Regions from separate parts of the Homo sapiens genome. Here region 1 is linked to region 2. A link is a loop called in an ENCODE intact Hi-C map of the cell type or tissue named here. Cell type or tissue: K562. All regions are shown on one strand. Links, peaks and the distances in the headings refer to the core of each region. The heading gives the core; the rest is flanking DNA. Region 1 holds the start of ACTL9 (actin like 9). Region 2 has its middle 7.0 kb from the start of OR1M1.

Region 1 (9,063 bases), core at 530-8,529, 380 kb after region 2:
TTGTTTGTTTGCACAGGAAACCTGAAGTTGCAAACAAATTATTGACTATCTCTAAGCGTTGGGTAGTCAGGAGGAGCAGTCTCTGCAGGCTCAGCAAGGCTCCAAAATGCCCCAGCCTCGAAAGAACAGAATAAAAAGACGGTGAATACAGCATTTCTTTTGCCTAGAAAGGACAGAATAAAAAGACGATGAATACAGCATTCCTTTTTGTTCTCCAGGGTTTGTGACAAGACTGCTCAAGAAATCAGTGGTTCTCGGCACTAAAGGCACAGCAGGCTGACCTAGGAAGTTTTTTTGGTTTTTTGTTTTTTTTTTTTTGAGACAGAATCTCGCTCTGTCGCCCAGGCTGGAGTGCAGTGGCGCGATCTCAGCTCACTGCAACCTCCGCCTCCCGGGTTCAAGCAATTATCCTGCCTCAGCCTCCCGAGTAGCCGGGATTACAGGCATGTGCCACCACGCCCAGCTAATTTTTGTGTTTTTAGTAGAGACGGGGTTTCTCCATGTTGGTCAGACTGATCTCCAACTCCTGACCTCCAGGTGATCCACCCACCACAGCCTCCCAAAGTGCTGGGATTACAGGCGTGAGCCACCGCGTCCAGCCAGTACTTATCATTGATGTAACAAACCCTCACATAGCACTTACTATGTGTGAACCACTGACCTAAACACTAGAAAACAATAACTTGCCCATCCTCATAGCTGCACTTTGAAGGTGGCACTATTATTACTCCCATTTTGCAAATGGGGATACTGAGTCACAGTTAGTAGTTTGCCTCAGCTATTAAGCAGAGGAGTCAGGGCTTAAATTCCAGAAGCCTGGCCCCGGATCTGTGGCCTTAGGCACATCATGGCTTTGTTGCCTATAATCACGATATTTTCCTATATTGTTGCTTCAGTATCTCAGAAGCTAGCATCTATTAAGTGCCAGACAAGGTATCCTCATTTTATCCAAGAAGAGAGGAAATGGAGGCTCACAGAGTCCCAACCTTTGTTTCTGTTCTATTTTTAGTGGGTTTTTCTTGTTTGTTTGTATGTTTGTTTGTTTGTTTGTTCCTTGAGACAGGGTCTCGCTCTGTCACCCAGGCTGGGTGCAGTGGTGTGATCTTGGCTCACTGCAGCCTCCAACTCCTGGGCTCAGGTGATCCTCCCACCTCAGCATCCCTAGTATCTCGGACTACAGATGTGAGCCACCATGCCTGGCTGTTTTGGGTGGATCTTAGATTTCACAATTTCCCAGACTCACAGTCAGCCACTGAAGTAAGTCAAAGATGTAGGCTCAACTCCTGCCTCTGTCTCATACCAGTTGTGACTTTGAACAATCACTTGACCTCTCTGAGCTTCTTTTCCATCAAAAAAATAGACATAGTACCCATTCCTAAGTCATAAAGTTGCCATAAGAAGTTGCCATGTTTTAAAATCAGAAAATGAAGAAAGGCCAGGCATGGTGGCTAATCCCTGTCATCCCAGCACTTTGGGAGGTTAAGACAGGAGGATCACTTGAGCCCAGGAGCTCAAGATCAGCCTGGGCAACATAGCAAGACCCCATTTCTACAAAAAATTAAAAACTTATCCGGAGATAGTAGCACATGCCTATAGTCCCAGCTACTTTGGAGGCTGAAGTGGGAGGATTGCTTGAGACCACGAGGTTAAGGAGGCTGCAGTGAGCAGTGATTGCACCACTACACTCCAGCCTGGACAATATAGCAAGACCCAGTCTCAAAAAAAAATTGAAAACAATAAAGTGTTATCACTTAGTGTATTTCTGGTTGTTGTGAACAGTCCAAAAAACAGACCCTCAATAAATTGCTGAGTAAATATTTCCAAAAGCATGGATTAGACCACACATACCAGTAAATCAATAATTAATTAAAATGCTCAATAAACCACACTCTGGCAGAGTAATAAATCTAGACACAACTAGAAAATTAAACCTCTTTCATTTAGATATCCCATAAGACATTCACTAGCACTATTCCTGGTGATTTCTACCACCACATGCATGAACATACACTAAGAAAAACGTTTTTATTTGCTTTAACTAACAGGTGATATCTGATATCACCAAAAACAGCCATGGTCTTGAAGCAACTCTCCTAATGCATTTTGAAGCCTGCTATTTATTGTTGAGATAATTCCTTCCTCCCAAATGCACCCTCTCCCCTTTTATCTATACTGAAACCCCTTCTTGTATCTCACTGAGCCCCTCTCCTGCCAGGAGGAAGCAGGTAACAACCCCTGGAGAGAAGGCAGACTTCCCCCATCCCTCATCTAGTTGGAGTACAGAGTAGAAATCAGGGTTGGCTTCCAGGAGGAGGTGGCATCAGACTGAGATTTGAAGAGGCAAATTCCTTCTTGGCAGGAATGGGACAGGGAGAATGATTCAGGCAGTGAATATAGCAGAGGAAGCAAAGAATCTAGGACAGGGGTGTTCCTGTCTCTCCCTGCCTCTCTCCATCCCCAACCAAGGCTGGCCTCTGTCTCCATTTGGAAACCAGGAAGCCATGCTAGCCCGCCCCACCTTCTAATTAATATTCTGAGGAGGAATATTCTAATATTCTAGGGAGGCCTGTGGCAAGCTCTCTGCCACTAGGCTGTAAATAGCTTCATGGCGAGGTACCCAGAGGAGGATTCCTGGGTCTTCCTGAAAGCGTGGCCCAAAGAGTTAGAGAAACCAATTTTGCATGTTTTTAGTGAAACCATGCCCCAAAGAAATGTTTGAGCTTGCAGAATGGCAGATCAAAAAAGAAACAACTTGCTGAAATGCCTTCCACTTATGAGGGTTTTTTGTTTGTTTCTTTGTTTGTTTGTTTGTTTGTTTTGAGATGAGTCTCGCTCTGTCATACAGGCTGGAGTGCAGTAGCATGATCTTGGCTCGCTGCAACCTCCACCTCCCGGGTTCAAGAGATTCTCCTGCCTCAGCCTCCCTAGTAGCTGGGACTACAGGCATGTGCCACCATGCCTGGCTAATTTTTTTTCTTTTATTTTCTTTTTCTTTTGAGACAGAGTCTCACTCCATCCCCCAGCCTGGAGTGCGGTGGCATGATCTTGGTTCACTTCAACCTCCACCTCCTGGGTTCAAGTGATTCTCCTGCCTCAGCCTCCCCAGTAGCTGGGACCACAGGCATGCGCCACCATGCCAGGCTAATTTTTGTATTTTTTGGTAGAGACGGGTTTCACCATGTTGGCCAGGCTGGTCTCGAACTCCTGACCTCAGGTGATCTCCCACCTCGGTCTCCCAAAGTGCTGGGATTACAGGTGTGAGCCACAGCCCCCGGCCCCAGAACTTTTCTAATAAAATTACTGCCTTAAAGCCAGCTGAGAAACAGACTTGTGCTGGATTCCTAGCTCCCAGTGGGTTGACATGCAACAAAAAGCTTGTCTTTTCTCAAAAACCAGGTGCCATCGTATTAGCTTCTAGCGCATCCGACAGAAATGTGTTAAGAGGGCCCTGCTCTGAGATGCTCATCTCCTCCTCCAAATTTGGCTCTTCAGAGAAGAGATGACAGCCTTTGGGCAGGCAGGGCTGGGCAGGGACCCATCCTCTTGGCTGCATTGTGATGTCTTAAGAAGACTGAAGGGGCACCGTGACGTCATAGATTGCGGGCCCACCCCTCCCCCTGTCTGCCTGCCCTCCCCACTGGCCGGGCCTCAACCTCTTCTCCCCGCAACCCCAACCCCAGAGGAAAAGCCCCCTCACCTGGCGTCCCGCAACCATGGATGCAAGTCGCCCCAAGTCCTCGGAATCCCAGTCCTCCCTGGAGGCCCCCAGGCCCGGCCCAAACCCCAGTCCCAACGTGGTGAACAAGCCCCTGCAGCGGGACTCCCCCGGCATGGTGGCCGACAGGCTGCCACCAAAGACCGGCGCGGTGGTTATTGACATGGGCACAGGCACCTGTAAGGTAGGTTTTGCTGGGCAGGCCAGCCCCACCTACACCGTGGCCACCATCCTGGGCTGCCAGCCCAAGAAACCCGCCACCTCGGGGCAGTCCGGGCTGCAGACGTTCATCGGCGAGGCAGCCCGCGTGCTCCCAGAGCTGACGCTGGTGCAACCCCTGCGCAGCGGCATCGTCGTGGACTGGGATGCCGCCGAGCTCATCTGGCGCCACCTGCTGGAGCACGACCTCCGAGTGGCCACCCACGACCACCCGCTGCTGTTCTCCGACCCACCCTTCAGCCCGGCCACCAACCGCGAGAAGCTAGTGGAGGTGGCCTTCGAGTCGCTGCGCTCCCCAGCCATGTACGTGGCATCGCAGTCGGTGCTGTCTGTCTACGCCCACGGTCGTGTCAGCGGGCTGGTGGTGGACACGGGACACGGGGTCACCTACACAGTGCCCGTCTTCCAGGGCTACAACCTGCTCCACGCCACGGAGCGTCTGGACCTGGCGGGCAACAACCTGACCGCCTTCCTGGCGGAGATGCTGCTCCAGGCCGGCCTGCCCCTGGGACAGCAGGACCTGGACCTAGTGGAGAACATTAAGCACCACTATTGCTACGTGGCCTCCGACTTCCAGAAGGAGCAGGCCCGGCCGGAGCAGGAGTACAAGCGGACTCTGAAGCTGCCCGATGGGCGCACGGTCACCCTGGGCAAGGAGCTGTTCCAGTGTCCGGAGCTGCTGTTCAACCCCCCAGAGGTCCCGGGGCTGTCACCCGTCGGCCTCTCCACCATGGCCAAGCAGAGTCTCCGCAAGTTGTCACTGGAGATGCGCGCGGACTTGGCCCAAAACGTGCTTCTCTGCGGTGGGTCCTCGCTCTTCACCGGCTTCGAGGGTCGCTTCCGGGCAGAGCTGCTGCGCGCTCTGCCAGCCGAGACCCACGTGGTGGTGGCTGCCCAGCCCACCAGGAATTTCTCCGTATGGATCGGGGGCTCCATCCTGGCCTCCCTGCGCGCCTTCCAGTCCTGCTGGGTCCTGCGGGAGCAGTACGAGGAACAGGGTCCCTATATCGTGTACCGCAAATGCTACTGACCAGGGCAGAGCTGGGGAGGGCGTGGGGGCAGTAAAGCCTCTGCTACAGCCGGCTCTGTCCTGTCCTTCCTCCAGGGCCTGCCCCATCCACTCCTGGGCACCTCGCCCCACAGGCTGACCTAACTCACCTCCTGTGATGCATGCCCTGAGACACCCCAATCCTGACCCCCTAAACCCACCTTCCCCATGAATAACTCCCAACAGACCACTAAGTTCTAATCCTGTCAACCCATCCTCCTGTGATCTGTGCCCCTCCCCAGGCACCCTTGGGTTGGGACACCCCCTCCCCAGACCACCTCTGACAAGTGCCCTTCCCATTTACACACTCCCAGAGATGGGGAGTTCACTACCTCAAGGCTATTGTTAGAAATATCACCTCCTCCTATGAGTCATAGATAAGCCTCCACCTGGCACCTGCCCCCAACCCCAAACATGAAGAACATGAAAGCCTCTGACCACCCACCCCATGCCCACACACACCCCTAGGGTCTGCCACATACCCAAGCCACATACCCAATTCCTTCCATTTCTAGTTTAAGTGATTCATGCATTGATCCCACATACATTCATTAATTACCCACTATGTGCCCAAGACATCCTCAAATACTGACTCCCTAATCTCACCCCATTATCTATTGCTTTTGATATAGCATCCCAAAATACCCCTGGGCTCCAAACCCTCCAAACTGCCACCCCCCTTAGTATGCTCCTCAGGGACCCCCCAACCCAGTCTCTACCCCGGAATGCTCCAACCTCCTCCCAGAATCTTCCCGTGAGTGCTCCAACCCCTGGGTGCACCCCCATAATCTTCCCCTTATTTCTAATCCCCCCAAACACACTCTTAAATTCCACTTGTCAAGATTCCACTTGTCAAGATACCCCTGGTTCTCAGCACCCCAAATCCACCTCTTCATTGGTTTCCCCTAGGATGCCCCCCACAAGTGCTGACCCCCCAGATCCATCACAGAGACCTGAATTCTGACTTTCAAGGGTTTCTCCTACAATGGTCCCACCATGGGATGCCCCTGGCATCCATCATCCCTGCAGAACTCTCCCCTCCCCTCAGGATTTTTCCCCCAGACCTCCCCTGGCCCCACCTCCACTGACCAGGTGGTCCCATCACCCATCCCCCATCCATCTTCCCAAAACACATCATTCTGAGATCCACCCCCGAAACCCCAGGGTGGACCCCTGTTGCTCTAAGACCACTTTCTTGCACTGTGTCTCCGCCCGAAATACTCCCAAATGTTCTCTCTCACAGGACACTTCCTGACCCTCTTCCTCAGCCCCCAGCTCCTCCCAGGAAAGAGCCAGCCTCCCAAATGTCATGCTCAGGTCCCCATGAGCATCCTATAACGACCCCACTAGACCCTAGGCCCTCCTCTGTGTTCCAACACCTCCCAACTCCCTCCTCCACAGACTCTCCCAAAGATACCCTCCCAGGCACCCCATGATGTGCACCCCGCCCTGGAACTCTCACAGGCTCTCCGGAACCCACTCCCCAAGACCATTCCCTGGACACCATACTATCAAGCAAGACTTGGACATCAGTGGGTAGTGATACTCTTAAGGGCTTCCCAGTCCACTGCAGTCATGGGGCAGATGCCCCAGGCAAGGAGCTTCACCTGGACACTGGCTCTCTCACTCGCCCCAGCACAGGCACCCAGGGCCCATGTGTCCCAGGCTATGCATCCCCATCTCCCTCCATTCCATTAAAAGTCCATCTCTCAGCCTGTTCCTCTCAGTCCCATGAGCTTTCTCTGGGTTGTGCACTGAGGATGCTCGAGGAGGCCTCTCCCACCCCACCCTGTCCCTGCCAGGGTCGGGAGGGGGAATCCAGCCTCTCAGGATGGCGAGCGTCCTGGGTCCCCTCTGGAGGTAGGACCCTCTGTCTTCATGCCCCCTAGCCCAGCCTGAAGGACATCCGGACCTCCAGCCAGCAGTCTGGACACAACCCCCAGTTTATCAACACAGTAGACAGGAGCTGCTGGAGGTTATCCATGTCTGTGTCAAGTCCTCTTTTTGCTCAGCCCAAGAAATCATTCATTCACTCATTCATTCATTCTTTCAGCCAGTCACTATTTAAGGAGCATCACTCACAGGATCTGTAGGCTCCTGCTGTGTCTTTCTGTGCATTGCTAACTTTTCAGGAGTTTTGTGCTCAGTTGCTGTGTTTGTTTGTTTGTTTGTTTGTTTGTTTGTTTGTTTGTTTTTGAGACAGGGTCTCGCTCTGTCACCCCATCTGGAGTGCAGCCGCATGATCATGACTCGCTGCAGCCTCAGCCTCCCCCAGCTCAGGTGATCCTCCCACCTCAGCCTCCCGAATAGCTGGGACTGCAGGTGCATGCCACCACATCTGGCTAATTTTTTGTATTTTTAGTAGAGATGGGGTTTCACCATGTTGCTCAGGCTGGTCTCCAATTCCTGGGCTCAAGCGATCCATCCACCCCTGCCTCCCAAAGTGCTGGGATTCCAGGCGTGAGCCACCACACCTGGCCTCACTTGATGTGTTTCTTTCTCCCTAAACCAGCGTGTGTGTCTCTGTCTCTACCTGCCTCTCTCTCTCTCTCTCTCTCTCTCTCTCTCTCTCTCTCTCTTCCTCTCCGTCTGACTCACCTGCAAGAACCATGCTTATGGATGGAATTTTCCAGAGTGGAAATGCATTTATCTGTGGAGCAGTGAGGCGACCTCCCCTACCCTCCAAGTCAGCCGTGAGAAACTCCCCACCCACCCTGTCCCACTGTGTCCTGGAGAGTAGGCTGTGGCTCCAGGCTCACCCTGGGTTAGTGTGAGATCCTCAGCTCAGGGGTGGGGGGCCCCCACTGACAGGCCAAGATCTCCAGATCACAAATATTCAGGGTTGGACCCGCTCTGACCCAGCCGGGCTCTCCCCAAGGTAGACTCAACCTATAGAATGCACAGAATCCCCTACCAGGAGGTCATGGGGTGTTGAGGAGACATTTCTTCTCCTCCACACCAGGGGGCAGCACCTCCAAGCTCAAGGGCATGGAATTCAGAACGTTGATGCCTGGAGCAAGCCAGACACCCAGACCCCAAGTGAGACCCACTCCAAGCTCCAGCCACAAGGCACAGAAGGTATGTGAGACAGGCTGAGTCTCAGATACCACAGGAAGTGAGGGAGATGCAGAAACCCTGTCACCCCTGGGCTCCTGGGAAACCCAATGAATCCTCATTTAGAGCAGACTGAGGTTCCCTGTTCCCTCAGCTCCAGACCTTCCCTGGGGCAGAATTTTCCTCTACAACTCTCTGGACAAGTGCTTTTCCCATTTACACAGTCCCAGAGATGGGGAGCTCACTACCTCAAAGCTGTTGTTAGAAATCTCACCTCCTCCTATGACTGATAGGTAAGCCTCCACCTGCCATCCGCCCCTAACCCTGAGCACCAAGAACTCAAGACCCCGACCACCGCCCCCTCCATGCCCACACACACCCCCAGGGTCTGCCACCATACTTGGCTAATCTTTTTTATTTTTAGTAGATATGAGATCTGGCCATGTTGTCCAGGCTGGTCTTGAACTCCTGAGCTCAAGTGATCCTCTCACCTCAGCCTCCCAGTTCCCCAATTTCCTCTTGCCTCAGCCTCCCGGGTCCCCGATTTCTTCAATTTTGATTTAAGTCATTCATACATTGATCCCACAAACATTCATTGATCACCCACTATGTGCCCAGTACTGCTCCAAAATGTAAGGAAACCACAGCAAACAAGAAATGGGGCCAGGCATGGTGGCTCACACCTGTAATGCCAGCACTTCGAAAAGCTAAGGCGAGAGGATTGCTTGAGCTCAGGAGTTCAAGACCAGCCTGGGCAGCATAGCCAGATCTCATCTCACTAAAAATCAAAAAGACTAGCCAAGCATGGTGGCACCTTAGTCCCAGCCACTTGGCAAAGGTGGGAGGATCACTTGCACTCAGGAGTTTAAGGCCAGCCTGGGAAACACAACCAGACCTCATCTCTACTAAAAATCCAAAAAATTCGGCAGGGCGCAGTGACTCACGCCTATAATCCCAGCACTGTGGGAGGCTGAGGCAGATGGATCACCTGAGGCCAGGAGTTCGAAACCAGCCTGGCCAACGTGGT
Region 2 (9,063 bases), core at 761-8,760:
CCTCCTAGGTAGCTAGGATTACCTGTGTATGCCACCACGCGCAGCTAATGTTTTTGTATTTTTAGTAGAGACAGGATTTCACTATGTTGGAGAGTCTGGTCTTGAACTCCTGGCCTCTAGTGATTCGCCCATCTACCATAGTGCTGGGTTTACAGGCATGAGCCACCACACACAGTCCTGAAGCAGCTTTTCAGGTTAACTTTAGAATGCCTTTGGCCAAGAGGAGGGGTCCCTTCAGATGGATGGGGGTGGTTATTTTTGGCTTACAAGCACTTGCTGGGTTTGTTTGGAGAGTCAACAGTTGACAGTAGCATCAATATTAATGGTTATATTACTTTTTTATTTTTTTGAGATGGAGTTTCACTCTTGTTGCCCAGGCTGGAGTGCAATGGCATGATCTCAGCTCAGTGCAACCTCTGCCTCCTGGGTTCAAGTAATCCTCCTGTCTCTGCCTCCCAAGTAGCTGAAATTACAGGCGCCTGCCACCACGCCCAGCTAATTTTTGTATTTTCAGTAGAGACAGGGTTTTGCCATGTTGGCCAGGCTGGTCTCAAACTCCTGACCTCAAATGATCCGCCCGCCTTGGCCTCCCAAAGTGCTGGGATTACAGCCGTGAGCCACCACGTCCAACCTAAAATTTTTTAATTAATAAAAAAAGAAGAAGATGAGTTGCTGTAAACATTTCATCCATGGTTCAAGGTGCAACCTATATATAAGCTGTTGTCAGGCCAAGTGTGGTGGCTCACACCTGCAATCGCAGAGCTTCGGAAGTCCTAGATGGGAGGATCGCTTGAGCCCAGGAGTTCAAGGCCAGCCTGGACAAGATAGCAAAACCCTCTCTCCACCCCCAAAAAAGAAGATAAATAGGCCAGGCATGGTGATGTGTGACTGTAGACCCTGCTACTAGAGAGGCTGTGGCAGGAGGATGGCTTGAGTCCAGGAGTTCAAGGTTGCAATGAGCTATGATTGCACCACTGCACTCCATCCTGGGTGACAGAGCAAGATCTTGTCTCTGAAAAATAATATATATATTATAGCATATATAATATTTATATTTTAGAGACAGGGTCTCTAAAGTTAAAGGTTAAAATTAAAGGTTAGAGTTCATCTAACCTTCCAAAACCATCTCCCTGGCATTCCTATAACCTCCCCTTTCCATACTTCCAGAGGAATCACACCCATGGAACCAGGAAACCAAACCAGTGCATCTCAATTCATCCTCCTGGGACTGTCAGAAAAGCCGGAGCAGGAAACACTTCTCTTTTCTCTGTTCCTCTGCATGTACCTGGTACAGTCCTGGGGAACCTGCTCATCATCCTGGCCATCAGCATAGACTCCCACTTCCACACCCCCATGTACTTCTTCCTGGCCAACCTGTCCCTGATTGATTTCTGTCTGGCCACCAACACCATCCCCAAGATGCTGGTGAGCCTTCAAACCGGAAGCAAGGCCATCTCTTATCCCTGATAATGCAAACATTCCTGGGCTCTCTATGGGGAAGCTGTGGCCCTGTGCCTGACCCCAAGGCACTGGGAGAGAAAGCCTTTCCTGACCCCAAGGTGTTACAGGAAAGGGGTCCAATCCAAATCCCAAGAGAGGGCTCTTGGATCTCAGGCAAGTCCACAAAGTGAAAACAAGTTTTTAGGAAAGCAAAGGAATAAAAGAATGACTACTCCATAGACAGAGAAGCCCCGAGGGCTGCTGGTTGCCCATTTTCATGGTTATTTCTTGATGATATGCTAAACAAGGGGAGGATTATTCATGCCTCACCTTTTTAGAGCATCTGGGGTAACTTCCTGATGTCGCCATGGCATCTGTAAACTGTCATGGTGTTACTGGTAGAAGGTGTTCAGGTTCTTGGATTCCCAAACAAAGAATTGGACAAAACACACCAACAAAGCAAAAGCAAAAGCAGCCATGAGCCACAGTGCCCGGCCTCAAGCTGACATGATATTAAGCAGAATGGCTTTGAATAATCAAACCTCTGATTTATTTGTGTTACTTTTCTTCCAAGAGAATTAAATTTTAATTTCTCAGGTGAACAAACAGACCTCCAGATGTGGCCCTGCTGTAGATTTCTATAAGTAAGTACACAGGTTGGAAAGACGAAGAAAATCTGCTTTCTGGTGACTATTCTGGTGAATGAAACACAGAATTTGACCGGGGATGGTGGCTCATGCCTGCAATCCCAGAACTTTGGGAGGCCAAGGCAGGTGGATCATTTGAGATCGGGAGTTAGAGACCAGACTGGCCAACATGGTAAAACCGCATCTCTACTAAAATACAAAAATTAACTGGGTGTGGTGGTGGGCATCTGTAATCCCAGTTACTTCGGAGGCTGAGGCAAGAGAATCACTTGAACCCGGGAGTCGAAGATTGCAGTGAGCTGAGATGGTGCCACCACACTCCAGCTTGGGTGACAGAGCAGGACTCTGGCAAAAAAAAAAAAAAAAAGAATGGCCAGGTGGCACGGTGGCTCACACCTGTAATCCCAGCACTTTGGGAGGCAGAGGCAGGCGGATCACCTGAGATCAGGAGTTTCAGACCAGCCTGGCCAAGGTGGTGAAACCCGGTCTCTACTAAAAATACAAAAATTTGCCAGGCGAGGTGGTGCGCACCTATAATCCCACTTACTTGGGAGGCTGAGGCAGGAGAATCACTTGAACCCGGGAGGCGGGGGTTGCAGGGAGCCAAGATCCCACCACTGCACTCCAGCCTGGGCTACAGAGAGAGACTCCATTTCAAAAACAAAGACAAAAACAGAATTTAAGATAATTGGAAGTTGGGAGGATTGCTTGAGACCAAGTTCAAGGCTGTAGTGTGCAATGATTGTGCTTGTGAATAAACACTGTGCTCCAGCCTGGGCAACATAGCAAGACCCTTGTCTCAAAAAAAAAAAATTAAACTAAAAAAATAAAGTAAGCCTGGGCGCAATGGCTCATGCCTGTAATCCCAGCACTTTGGGAGGCTGAGGCGGCTGGATCACGAGGTCAGGAGTTCAAGAGCAGCCTGGCCAAGATGGTGAAACCTCGTCTCTACTAAAAATACAAAAAAATCAGCCAGACATGGTGGTGCACACCTGTAGTCCCAGCTACTCGGGAGGCTGAGGCAGGAGAATCGCTTGAACCTAGGAGGCAGAGGTTGCGGTGAGCCAAGATCACGTCACTACACTCCAGCCTGGGCAACAGAGCGAGACTCCATCTCAAAAAATAAAATACATAAAAAATAAAATAGGCCAGGTGCAGTGGCTCACGCCTGTAATCCCAGCAGTTTGGGAGGCCGAGGCAGGTGGATCACCTGAGGTTGGGAGTTCGAGACCAGCCATGACCAACATGGGGAAACCCCGTCTCTACTAAAAATACAAAATTAGCAGGGCATGGTGGTGCATGCTTATAGTCCCAGCTACTCGGGAGGCTGAGGCAGGAAAACTGCTTGAACCCGGGAGGTGGAGGTTGTGATGAGCCAAGATCATGCCATCGCGCTCCAGCCTGGGCAACAAGAACAAAACTCCATCTCAAAAATAAAAAAATAAATAAATAAACAAATAAATATAAAATAAGATGAGAGTTTGCCATGGAGAGTCCATGATTCTGGTCAGGGCCTTTTTGGAGTAACCAGAAACCATGGGAAAGCGAAACTACAGCTCTCTCTTCTTGCAAGTTCCCTAAACTCTCTTGCCATAGGCACGCAGGTGATTACAGTGCTAATTGACAGAAGGCTGGAATTGCCAGAGACTTGGGAAGTTATTACAACCTGGGGGCTGCTAGAAATTTGGGAAAATCCCTCCCTCTGTATCCAGCTTGAGCTGAAGCATTTATTTAGACCCCTCCCTCCCCTGTGAAATGAGAAATGCCTCAGGCACCAATAAATCTCTTAAGATTCTGTCAGCCAAACAAAAACATCTCCAACTTGCTCTGTGTTAAGAAATAAAGGTTTCCTAAAGTGCTGGCTCTACAGGCATGAGCCACCATGCCCAGCAGAGGTGGGTAGATTGCTTGAGCCCAGGAGGTTAAGACCAGCCTGGGCAACATAGTGAGATCCCATCTCTACCAAAAAAGAAAAAAAAAGTAGCCAGGCCTGGTGGTGTACACCTGTAGTCTCAACTACCTGGGAGGCTGAGGAAAGAGGATCAGCAGAGGCCGGGAGGTCCAGGCTACAATGAGCCATAATTGCACCACTGTACTCCAGCCTGGGTGACAGAGCAAGATGCTGTCTAAAATAATAATAATAATAATAAACTTAAGGCCGGGTGTGGTGGCTCACATCTGTAATCCCAGCACTTTGGGAGGCCGAGGCGGGCAGATTACCTGAGGTCAGCAGTTTGGGACCAGCCTGGCCAACATGGCAAAACTCCATCTCTACTAAAAATACAGAAATTCACCAGGCGTGGTGGCGGGCACCTGTAATCCCAGCTACTCGGCAGGTTGAGGCAGGCGAATCGCTTGAACCCAGGAGGTGGAGGTTGCAATGAGCCAAGATCACACCATTGCACTCCAGCCTGGGCGGCAGAGAGAGACTCCATCTCAAAAAACAACAAAAACCTAGACTTGGGTTACTGCAGTTCCCAATGGAGACACACGAGGGCAGAAGAAACACGCAGCGAGGACGTCTCAGGTGCTCCAGTCCCTCGGGCACTTTTCACAGACAGCATCTCCCGCCTAGCACAGACATTTTGCTTAATCCTGGTCCCTTTCCCCACCTGACCTCAGTGCCTTTTGCCACTGGGGAGCCAGAAGCCTATAGCCCAGGGGCTTCCCAAGTTAAGGCACACTGGGAAAGGGTTGAAAGTGGCCTTACGTTTTCCAAATTTCCCACCCCAGCCCCTGGGCTCGGTGAATATCTTCCCACCTAACCCAGGACTGGGGCCATCTGGTTTCTGTTGTCCACAGAGAGATACTGAAGTTATGCAAGAAAAAGAGAGAGAGAAGACCGGACCTGGTGGTTCACGCCTGTAATCCCAGCACTTTGGGAGTCTGAGGCAGGTGGATCACCTGAAGTCAGGCGTTCAAGACCAGCCTGGCCAACATGACGAAACCCCGTCTCTACTAAAAATACAAAAATTAGTCCAGGCGTGGTGGCTCAAACCTGTAATCCCAGCACTTTGGGAGGCCGAGGCGGGCAGTTCAAGAGGTCAGGAGTTCGAGACCAGCCTGACCAACATGGTGAAACCCTGTCCCTACTAAAAATACAAAAATTAGCTGGACATGGTGGTGCACGCCTGTAATCCCAGCTACTCGGCAGGCTGAGGCAGGAGAATCACTTGAACCTGGGAGGTGGAGGTTGCAGTGAGCCGAGATTGCGCCACTACACTCCAGCCTGGGCGACAGAGCGAGACTCCATCTCAAAAAAAAAAAAAAAAAAAAAAAATTAGCCAGGTATGGTGGTGTGTGACTGTAATGCCAGCTATTTGGGAGGCTGAGGCAGGAGAATTGCTTGAACCCGGGAGGTGGAGATTGTAGTGAGCCGAGATCACACCATTGCACTCCAGCCTGGGCAACAAGAGCAAAACTCCGTCTCAAAAAATAAATAAATAAATAAATAAAAAGAAAAGAAAAATGAAAGAGAGAGACAGAGGGAGCGCTACAGAGAGAGACAGAGACAGAGAGATACTGCAGTTATGCAAGAAAAAGAGAGAGGGAGGGAAAGAGAGACAGAGAGATACTGTGACAGGCCAGGTCTCACTAACACAGGCCTCTCTAACAACTGTTTCAGCACTGACTGCGTGGTTAAGTTAAATATTTAAAGATGATAGCGCCAGTGCCCTTAGACAAAGGCTGGAACGTAACAAAAGCACACCAAGAGTTTTGCCCAGGCCTTTCCTGGGCCTTGAAGCATGACAAGATAATGAAGGAATTCTTAATGGACCTGTTTAGGATTAAACAAGTTTTATTGGGAGTCTGAAGAAACTCTCTAGACTCTAAAATTTAGCAGGAGACAAGATAAGGGTAACTATCCCTGGCACCTGGACCCATCTAGATTAAGTAAATTTACTGAGGCTCAGAGGAAGGTCTTCAGGACTCAGACCTTAGTTACAGATTAGGAGAAGTTAATTGGCCTGGTGCAGTGGCTCACGCCTGTAATCCCAGCAGTTTGGGAGGCCAAGGCAGGCAGATCACTTAAGGCCAGGAGTTCAAGACCAGCTTGGCCAACATGGCGAAACCCCATCTCTACTAAAAATACAAAAATTAACCAGGCATGATGGTGCACGCCTGTAATCCCAGCTACTTGGGAGGCTGAGGCAGGGGAATCGCTTGAACCTGAGAGGTGGGGGTTGCAGTGAGCCGAGATTGTGCCACTGCACTCCAGACTGGGTGACAGAGCAAGACTTCATCTCCAAAAATAAATAAATAAATAAATAAATAAATAAATAAAAATTAAACTACAAGCCAGGCACAGTGGCTCGCACCTGTAATCCCAGCACTTTGGTAGGCCGAGGTGGGGGGATCACCTGAGGTCAGGAGTTTGATACCAGCCTGGCCAACATGGTGAAACCCTGTCTCTACTAAAAATACAATAGCTGGGCATGGTGGTGCACGCCTAGATAATCCCAGCTACTCGGGAGGTTGAGGCAGAAGAATCGCTTGAACCTGGGAGGCAGAGGTTGCGGTGAGCCGAGATAGCGCCACTGCACTCCAACCTGGGTGACAGAGTGAGACTCTGTCTCGAAAATAAATAAAACTACAGCAGCCACAAGCACTGACAGAGTCAAGTATCAGGCACCCACAGGACAAGGTGGGACACAGTGTCTACTCATCTGCAGAGTGGGGACCAGGGCAGGATTGGGAGAAGAGAGCCAGGGTAAGGGGGAAGAAACAATATTGACAGAATAATTCTGAAAGATTCTCCCCGCGGCCTGAAAACTTGGGAGGATAAACTTGGGGGGATGAATAACTCCTCCCTTCTCAGGCCCAGTCCCAAGGTGCAAGGCTACTTGCCCCAGCAGCATGCGCCAGCAAGATAGCAGAAGCAGGAAGAGAGATGGCCGGAAGACATGTACCCTGGCCGGAAGACACGTACCCTGGCCGGAAGACATCTACCCTGGCCGGAAGACATCTACCCTGGCCGGAAGACACCTACCCTGGCCGGAAGACATCTACCCTGGCCGGAAGACATCTACCCTGGCCGGAAGACAGCTACCTTGGCCGGAAGACACCTGCCCTGGCCGGAAGACACGTACCCTGGCTGGAAGACATCTACCCTGGCCGGAAGACACATGCCCCTGAAGATCAAGAGACGGGCCATCCGGGTACCATGTAGCAGTTACGTCAGACTGGGACACTTGCTGTTTACGGGAGACTATAAAACCCCTGCCCCGTCCTCACTTGGGGCTGACGCCATTTTAGGCCTCAGCCGTCTGCACCCAGGTGCACATTAAAACAGCGTGTTGCTCCACACCAGCTCATGTTGTTTGTTGGCTTGCTCTCGGGGTTCGAAACGACACAAGAGCCTTACAAATTCCATGCTTGGCTCACTCGGCATTTCCTTAACAGATGTTCATTCAGTGCCTGCATGCTTGACAAGCCCCAGGTCTGAGAATACAACGGATCAGTGAATGAACCAACATGCAAAAATCCCTGACATTCTAGTGTTAAGAGTCTACAGGTAGAATAAATAAGTAAATTTAAAAAGATGTTAGATCCCTTTTCTTTTTGAGACAGGGTCTTGCTGTGTTGACCAGGCTGGAGTGCAGGGGCACAATCATAGTAAGGGAGGACACCACCCCTCATATTATGCCCAATTTCTGCCTCCAAAGAAAGAAGAAGTAAAAACTAAATGGCAGAAATCAAATCCATAGGCAGACAGCCCGGCACCGCACCCTGGGCCTGGTTAAAGATCGACCCCTGACCTAACCGGTTATGTTATCTATATATTCCAGATACCTCAAGGAAAAGGTAATTATTTGATTCAAGACCTTCAAAACGAGGCCAGGTGTGGTGGCTCACGACTGTCATCTCAGCATTTTGGGAGGCCAATGCAGTAGGATCACTTGAGGTCAGGAGTTCGAGACCAGCCTGGGCAACACAGCAAGAACCTGTCTCTTTTGAGTTTTTTTGTTTGTTTGTTTGTTTTGTTTTTGAGATGGAGTTTTGTTCTTGTCGCCCAGGCTGGAGTGCAATGGCATAATTTCGGCTCACTGCAACCTCCACCTCCTGGGTTCAAGTGATTCTCCTGCGTCAGTCTCCTGAGTAGCTGAGACTACAAGCGTGCACCACTACGCCTGGCTAATTTTTTTGTATTTTTAATATAGACGGGGTTTCACCATTTTGGCCAGGCTGGTCTGGAACTCCGGACCTCAGGTGATCCACCCACCTCGGCCTCCTAAAGTACAGAGATTACAGGCATGAGCCACCGCACCCGGCCAAGACCCTGTCTCTGAAAATAATTTTTAAAAATTAGCCGGGTGCCTACAGTCCCAGCTACTCAGGAGGCCAAGGTTGGAGGATCGATTGGGCCCAGGAGTTGGAGGCTACAGTAAACTATGATCGCATCACTGCCCTTCACCTAGGGGCAGAGTGAGACCTTGTCTCAAAGAAGAAAGACCTTCGAAAATGAAACAGGGAACCAGAAGGAGGGCAAGGTGGCAGCCAGGGCAAAATCCCTATGATGAGGGCATGCGGCTATGTGCAAGGAATTGCTCTGAGAATAAAGATGGGGACATTCTAGCCGAGCTAAAGAATGATCCATTTACTTATCATTGTAAGAAAATTGGAGCCGTTCCCAGAGATGACTAAGACCTAGGCCTGCAAAGTGTGAAGCCTGCAGGGAGGTGGGGGAAGGAGGCGAAGAACAAAGAACGCAAGGGGGGCCGAGTGAGTCATGGGCAGTGGGAACGGCGGTGCGGTGCATGGCTGGGTGCAGATAATTACCCTCGGGTAGCAGCCAGGCCCAGGTGGGGTGGGTGTCAGCAGGAGATGGACAGAGACCTCCCTCCGCTTCAGAAAGTAAAACCGGTGTTGCCCCAGCCTGGAACTCCCCCAGGAGAGTTGGAATCCTGCCCATCCCCTCCCCTCTTCCTCCAGTCTTTTCTTCCAGCTCAGGCCTGAGCTTTAAAAATCTTGCTTC

The links. A loop is a pair of places that touch in the nucleus more often than their neighbours do. Peaks named below come from ENCODE experiments on the same cell type or tissue, not always from the same donor. Only the 100,000 strongest peaks of a DNase experiment are listed, where the experiment ranks them.
Region 1: it touches region 2 in a loop (18-fold over the local background); 2 of 110 quality-filtered maps call a loop at or near these places.

Annotation. Positions count from the first base shown.
Region 1 is chr19:8,693,352-8,702,414 of GRCh38, reverse strand. ACTL9 (actin like 9) reads left to right here and starts at 3,620. Exons shown (of 1, transcript NM_178525.5): 1 at 3,620-5,015. The coding sequence starts at 3,714. The coding sequence ends at 4,964. In K562, for the core only: CTCF peaks have their summits at 4,108 (motif pointing left) and 7,947 (motif pointing right); DNase peaks (open chromatin) are centred at 4,094 and 7,924; H3K27me3 peaks cover 591 bases.
Region 2 is chr19:9,075,516-9,084,578 of GRCh38, reverse strand. It overlaps the pseudogene OR1M4P. Among named protein-coding and RNA genes, the nearest start is that of OR1M1, 7.0 kb to the left of the region's middle. In K562, for the core only: a CTCF peak has its summit at 4,581; a DNase peak (open chromatin) is centred at 4,618.